3 separate regions of the Homo sapiens genome follow, and all the other regions are linked to region 1. The links are chromatin loops, found by intact Hi-C in ENCODE. Cell type or tissue: Calu3. All regions are shown on one strand.

The links. Peaks named below come from ENCODE experiments on the same cell type or tissue, not always from the same donor. Only the 100,000 strongest peaks of a DNase experiment are listed, where the experiment ranks them.
Region 2: a loop joins it to region 1, with 6 times the contacts of the local background. A loop is called at or near these places in 7 of 110 quality-filtered maps.
Region 3: a loop joins it to region 1, with 6 times the contacts of the local background. A loop is called at or near these places in 5 of 110 quality-filtered maps.

What each region holds. Positions count from the first base shown.
Region 1 is chr10:17,062,319-17,064,818 of GRCh38, forward strand. All of the region lies in intron 22 of CUBN (cubilin), which reads right to left. Among named protein-coding and RNA genes, the nearest start is that of CUBN, 66 kb to the right of the region's middle. RefSeq lists an enhancer at 1-1,134. In Calu3, no CTCF peak of the experiment used is centred here; DNase peaks (open chromatin) are centred at 363 and 993.
Region 2 is chr10:16,890,293-16,892,792 of GRCh38, forward strand. It overlaps CUBN (cubilin), which reads right to left. Exons shown (of 67, transcript NM_001081.4): 55 at 79-235. Among named protein-coding and RNA genes, the nearest start is that of RSU1, 74 kb to the left of the region's middle. RefSeq lists an enhancer at 979-2,178. In Calu3, no CTCF peak of the experiment used is centred here; DNase peaks (open chromatin) are centred at 1,209 and 2,309.
Region 3 is chr10:17,114,470-17,116,969 of GRCh38, forward strand. CUBN (cubilin) reads right to left here. Exons shown (of 67, transcript NM_001081.4): 7 at 1,002-1,128. Among named protein-coding and RNA genes, the nearest start is that of CUBN, 14 kb to the right of the region's middle. RefSeq lists an enhancer at 699-1,898. In Calu3, no CTCF peak of the experiment used is centred here; DNase peaks (open chromatin) are centred at 932 and 1,292.

The sequences.
Region 1 (2,500 bases):
CTGTTTATACTTTTAAAGTTCCCTCTTAGCAGGATTATATATTAATGTATATGCAATACATGTTAATAGAATATAAAATTTTACTTTAAATTGATAACATTAGTCAATTATAGTCTCTCAGGATTCAAATATTTTGTAGTTTGAATGAGCAAAATCTAATACGTTAAATTAAAGCTTAGTCTTGTAGTTTCTAAGAACTTCGTAAGAGTTTTAACCTGTTAAACCTGTACTTGTTAGTTCTTTTCTTTCTGTTTTCCCAGGCACATCTGGATAAAGGCAGAAACAAAGTAACAAGGGAGGAAGTCCCAGTAATCACAAGAAACCAATCTTTTTTCTCCCAAACACATATTTTGGGGCTGACATCATAGCCACATGGCACAAACTACAGATGGAAAAGTATCTGAACTCAAATCCGGAAACTTAACCTTTATCAGATGAAGACAAGAAAGACTTCAGCAGGCAAACTCACACCTGTTGGGCTGAGGAGCTAGAAATCAACAACCAAATACCAACATTACTGCTCTGGAAATAACTTCTGTTAGAACAATAAAGTAAGATGAGGGCAAATGACTGAGCTTCCCTTGATGCTTTTCCCTGATGCTATTTTATTCTGCAGAAAATATCCAACATACGATGACACCTGAAAAGAATGAGTCCTAGCATCTCTGTGTTTCCACACCAGCAGCTCACTCTGACTCTGGCTGCCTTCTAGGTCTAGCCACTGCCTTAAAGTACTAGCCCACCACCTGGTGTCACCAGCCCAACACCAGCTCAGTCTCCTGACACCAGCCCTTCCCTAAAAAATGCTGCAGGACCCCCCCTCAGCAATGCATGAGAGCCGATCTCTCAGGTCTTGATCTATGGGAAACTGTGACAGGCTCCAGAATTATAAACAGAAGGTGTGTTGTGTCTTCCTGGATCTCGTCATCTGATTGCTATTTAGAATGGCTTGACTGTGTTAGTCAGACCTATGAGTTCATCCAACAACAAGCGGGCACAGTGACCAGCCGGGCTCAGCCCAGGGACAGAAAGCAAACACTCCCTCGTCTGTGATTTCAGCCTTATGCAGACCAAATAGAGGCCAAAGTAATGATTATCACACAGGGAAGCCAGCTGGAGAATCTTTTGAGTTTCTATGAAAACATCGTCTCCCCTTCACTTTTATTGCTTGCTTTTTCTTCTCTCTTTCTTTATAGTTTCCTTTCCTGTCCAGTTTGCTTCTATCTCTTTTCCTGACTCATTTTTATTTTACGTGTATCTTATCTTTCTGAAAACTTTTAGAATTAAAATCTAATATCCTCCCTGCCCAATTATTTTAACTGCTCTGGGTTCTTTCTGCACAAAATATTGCCTTACAAGCTAGGATGGTAATAGAATTGTTTTACAAAGGTATGTCTTACTTTGCATATCATTACAAAGATTTCCACATTTTCAGGAGGCCCTGCCTGTATTATATGTTATCTAAGATACAGCCAGTTTATTCATGCACCAAATTAAAATTATGTTCATAGATGATTAAAGCCAGAAGTCATCTCTCGAAGATTACCAAATCCAATTCCTTAATTTTACAGATGAGAAAACTGTGGCCTAGAGAGTTCAAGTGACTTGCTCCAAATCCTGATCTAATATTCAGTGTGCTTTGGGGCCAAACATACCAGACAGATAAAACTACAACAGCATGAAAAATTGTGTGCACCCTATAATTTCTTAAGAAACCAATTTTGGTCACTGGATGTTAACCACCTGAATGAAGTCCAGTGAATACGTCAATCACACACCATAGCCTATTGTAACTGCCAGGGATTCCATTTCGCATGTGCTTGCACTTGAGCTGGATAATGAACTGCTCCTGCAGAGGTTCCTACCTGGGAGAAAAGTATTGATTGATTCTCTCACACTCAGGATTCTGGAGCAAATCTAAAGCCATGCTTTTGAACATAGAACTTGAACTGCTGCAGAGTTTTGCCTGAAATGAAGAGTAGTGGCCAGCCCCTCTGAAGGAGAAATAAATGGGAAATTGGGTAAGATTTTGAGTGGGAGATGTTTAAACTTTTATTTATTTTAGGGAGTGGGGACTTTAAAAGATAAGCATCTGGGGTTCTCAGGATGCCAGAGTGTGTCACAGGGTGCATGTCCCAACATAGGAAAAGCTACCAGTTCTTTCTGGAGGGAGCTCAGTGAATTGTACCATGCTGCTGGGGTAATCCCAAAGCGGAGAAATGCTTGGAAGCATGGTCACCATATGCCTACTATGGGTCTATGCTGGATGTTATTTGGGTCCTTTAATACAATGATGCAAAAGGAAAGCTCAGAGTCTCTAAAAAACAACACATCCTAGGGAAACATGAGCCTAACGAAATATGACTCCTTCATCAATCCCATGCACAGGCTCTTGGGGCTGGGAGCATCTCTGGTTCACATCTTACCTCAAAGACTGTGCCTGCAAAAGGGATTTGTTTCCTATACTTCATTTGCAAAGGGCATAGTAATAATGAGAAAT
Region 2 (2,500 bases), 170 kb before region 1:
AGGTTTAGCCAACCCTGCCTGCCTGTGACAACCACACTCCCGCAAAGACCTCTGGGTTTGGTTCTTAGGGCTACTTACGGCTAACAAAGGACGCGGAGAAGCCCTGAGCTGGTGCCTCCTGAGACTGGAAGACGGCAGTGAATGTGTTACTTGGTGTGATAACGGGACCCGGAGCCACGTTCCCACAGCCAGTGGCTAGCAGGGCTTTGTCCACCTCCTCAGTTCCTGCCCACACCTAGCACGGACATACACAGAACTTTAATGCTCAAGGGTTTCCCATCAATATTTTAATGCACTTAGGTTTCAAAATAATGGCACTCACACGTATACAGAACTAAGCATAAGAGTAAACAAAACATGGACAAATCTGTAGTATTTTCTTTTGAGAATAATTTTTTTAAAGCTGTTTTTAAAATAGCATGTCCCATTCTTGACTTCTCTAAGGAGATGGTGTTCCTTTTTGCATAGCTGGGTGGTGATTTTTTAAAAATCCACCTTCCTGGATCACTGTTCGGTTTCCTCATAACTTCTAGTTGCCCTGACCTAGCCGAGCTTCCCGGGTGCTGAGGGAGACGGAGCAGCCAGGTGGAACTCAGCCCTGCTCCTGGGAAGATAGCAGATTGTGGTCACAGCTGGACAACACCAGCAAGCAAGAGGCACATCGTGGTGCATGAAGAAAGTGGGCATGAATTCCAAGTATACGTATAATCAGCATGAAATGGAATAAATCAGAACACTTCTTGGCTGTGTGGAATTGTAGGGTCCATTTTGATGAAAAGCTGACATCCAGTCAGTGTGTGCTATTCACCAAAAATTTGGTTGGCAACTCCCAAGTAGACCTGGGCTGTCACTTAATTGGTCTGGCCACCTCGAATGACTGAATTTATATACTCATGCAAAAAACAGTTGCTAGGAAATAAACGGTGAGCACCAAAATTCCAAATCAAACCAATTCTTATCAGTCCAGGGAAAAACAGAGACATGAATCACAGAATCATAAATTTACATGCAAAATTCCAGCTATAAACAAGGCATTATGATGGGGCTGTTGAGAATATATAATTGGTGGCTTTACCTAACTGGGGGAAGTGAGCCTGCCCCGAGCGAACCCCGATGGCAGGAAAGGCCGTGGCTAGTTCAGAGAAGAGAGAGAAAACCAAGGAGGAAGGGGTGAGGAAGCCTGCAGAGGGGGCTGCAGGACACGTTAGAGACTCGGGCCACTGTCCTGAATACAGCAAGGAGCCACCAAGAAGATTGGTTTTTGGAAAACATTACAATTCGGAAAATAGGAGTCAGAAAGGATGCCGGAAAACAGTCAGGTAGGTTTTGCCCTAGTTCAGGTGAGAGATCATGGTTATCTACAATGCTGAGTCACTCAAGGAAAGTATGCATATTAGGTAATGAATATACAAAACTTGGGGGAAAAAAACCCCAAAAACATTAAACATATTAACCAGAGAAGCTCGTCCTAGTTCAGAGGTCTCAACTAGGAGCAATTTTGGGACCTCTGGCAAGGTTTGTAGTCATTTTTCTATTGTCACACTCGGTGTGATGGGTAGTATCTAGTGGGTAGGGGCCAGGACTATTGCTACACAATCTGCAATACCCAATATGCCCTTTCTATCAACAGACAACTATCTCAAACAAGGATGTAGTTGGATGTGTATTAATCTTACTTGACTATTCAACATTTTCTTCACATGGAATGATACCAAATTACTCATTCCAAACACATCTCTTCTCAAGGATATTCCTCACCCACAGCAATAAAACATCAAGTCATTAAAAACATTTCTATTGGGAAATCAGTCCATAGCAAGAGATGTGAAATAGCACTGATTCATAGCATTGGTTTAATAATTCTCAGCTCTTTAAAGCCGTATTGTTTCAATTGATTTTTAAGCACTGGGTATCCAGCTGTTAGTCATCCTACTGAAGACAAATTATATTAGCCATTTATTAGATAAGGGAGGTGCCTGGCGCTGGACCTACTGAGAACAAAAGTGCAGATATTCTGCCAAATGCCTAAGATCAATAAAAATGTCAGGAAAAAAAATGCACCTACTCAATTTTACTTAATGATCTCTAATTAGATTTCCCCCTAATAATATATCCAAGGAAACAGTATATGGCAGTTTTTTATCCACATTTCATAAAATTATAAACACAATTTATCAATAGATAATCTGTATATATATTTTATATATATATGTATTTTTTTGAGACAGTCTCACTCTCACTCAGGCTGGAGCGCAGTGGCACAATCACAGCTCACCGCAGCCTCGACCTTCTGGACTCAGGTGATCTTCCCACCTCAGCCTCCCAAGTAGCTGGGACTACAGGTGCGTGCAACCATGCCTGGCTAGTTTTTTGTATTTTTTTGCAGAGATGGGGTTTTCCCGTGTTGCCCAGCCTGGTCTCAAACTCCTGGACTCAACTGATCTGCCTGTCTTGGCCTCCAAAAGTGCTGGGATTACAGGCATAAGCCACCATGCCTGGG
Region 3 (2,500 bases), 52 kb after region 1:
GTCAATCAACTCAGCCTGCTATGTTTTTAGAGGGAAAAACACCCATGTAGGCACAGACCTTGGAAAATCAATTCCGTTTGTTTTTCTTTGGAAAGTTCTTCCTCCTACCCACCTCCTCAACCCTTCCATCCCCATCATTGGACGGGAATTATTTTCCATCACATGGGTAGAAAAAATACAACTAAAAATAAAGAATTGAAGTTCTCATGAAGAGCCAAGCCAGCCAAGACTGGACAACCTTGAGGGTCAGGAGTCAAAGTCATCAGGACGCAGGGCATGGAGGGTCGTTCTGGGGAGTGGGCTCTTAGAGTCTGCAGCAGTTCCAGAGACCCAGGCCGGGAAAAGTCAGACTCCTTGAAACCACATGTTGCCAACAAGACTGGTCCTTTTATATTCCTGTGTTTTGTCACTGTTAAAATAAAACTTACAAGGCCAAGAGAAGGTCTTATCTCAGAGAGAGTCATGACGGGATAATAAAAATGGTCCCATTTCGGCCGGGCACGGTGGCTCATGCCTGTAATCGCAGCGCTTTGCGGGGCTGAGGCGGGTGGATCACCTGAGGTCAGGAGTTCGAGATCATCCTGGCCAACATGGCAAAACCCCGTCTCTACTAAAAATACCAAAATTAGCCAGGCATGTTGGCATGCTCCTGTAATCCCAGCTACTCAGGAGGCTGAGTCACGAGAATTGCTTGAACCTGGGAGGTGAAGGTTGCAGTGAGCTGAGATCGTGCCACTGCACTCCAGCCTGGGTGACAGAGTGAGGCTCCATCTCAAAAAAAAAAAAAAAAAAAAATCCTATTTTACATAATGACATCTTAATCTCTGGGTCCTACTTCCTGCATAGTTCATCTCCCCTCCTCGCCTATGTCCTACTTACAGACAGGAAGTGACTTCACCTCTGTAAGCTCCAGGTAGTGCTTGTATGCAGTGGGCATAGGAGGAGGAGGAGCTACTAACCATGGCTCTCTGCAAGGAGGCACATTTGGGGAAGGGACCCACCTCTCCAGCTTGCTCTCGCATTAAATCCTCACAGATGCCATGGACACAGCGTGCCACAGAACCCCCTTCACAGTCGTCATATTTGGATGCACACTGGGGTCCGTACGTCTCAGGTGGGCAGTGACAACTGTTGGTTACACAAGAGCACAATGTCAGGGCACGCGCTTTGGGGCCAGTGCCTGTCTCTTAATATCAATGAGAAAAATAATTCAAATTACAAATCAACGATGTTAACTTGGAATCGTCAGCCAGCAATGCAAATTTACTGACTGGAGTCTCGGGAGAAAATCACTCTGCTGTGCTCCAAGTGGTGGATTGAGTAAATACAATGTTGGTGAATCACAACTTATTATCTGGTAAGCCTAGCACTATAAATTCTTGTGTTATCAGGTCATCAAACAGCATTTTCAAAGGTCAGATGTGTATAAGCCAAAGGTAATGGAGTTAGTTCAAGAAGGTAAAGGGAGAGATCAGCAAATCCATTCATCATCTGTCCAATTGGACCTGCCATGAAGCACAGGCAACGTGGGCTACACTGATAACTCTGAATGCTCTCTAGGATTATATAACCCCACACGCAATCCAGTGTCCACACCTCACAGTCTATGATCATTATTATTATCTTACAAAGGGCAATATGTCTTCTATCCATAAAAAGCGTAGTTATATAATATAATACAGTGGCATTTCTTTCATAGCCACACTTGAATTTCCAACAAAATGTGGTAATTATTACACTATGCGTAAGCTAGCAGTGGGTGCTTTGTTACTAGAAGATTTAAGTCCAATGATAATCAAATAAGCAATGTTGTTTTAAGCCCTTGTCATTGTTAAAGCTGCTTTAGCCTTATCTCTGCAGCTTAATGGGAACTTCTATGATCTGAGCATGGGAGCTAGGGGAGGAGGAGGGTAGAGGAGTCCCAGAAGCCTAAGCCTATCCCCACATGCCAGGGCACATCTGATGGAGAGGTAGGGCCAGGCCCAGAGGTTGCCGATTGCCGGACTTGAGCAGAATTGGCAAGAAAAGCTCTCATGGGGGAAATGACTGTTGGTGCCAGGGGTCAGAGACAAGGAACAGGGCGTGCCTGCGTGGCCAGGCCTCCCTCCCATGCCATTCTACAAAGGAAAAGAGCTATTTTAACAAGACACAGTGAGGTACAAGGAGCTTAGTAATGTTCATGGATGACAATGTATGAACGACATTGTGGGAAATTAGCATTTGACTGTTTGAAAGGCATCAAGAACCAACCTCCAGGCACAGGATTCGGCTTGCCTGTGGTGGGCCCCAGAACCAATTGCTGGGGTGGCAGCTTTTTGGCAGTTTCTAAGGAAGAGGAGAGCAATGAGTGTGGCCAGAAATGGAGAATAAGAATGCAGGGAGCACCATCCATGCATTCAAGTCGGGAGGCCAGACTTAGCAAATAAAAATACAGCATGCCCAAATAAATGTGAGTTTCCAATAAATGAATATTTTTTGGTATAAATATGTTCCATGCAAT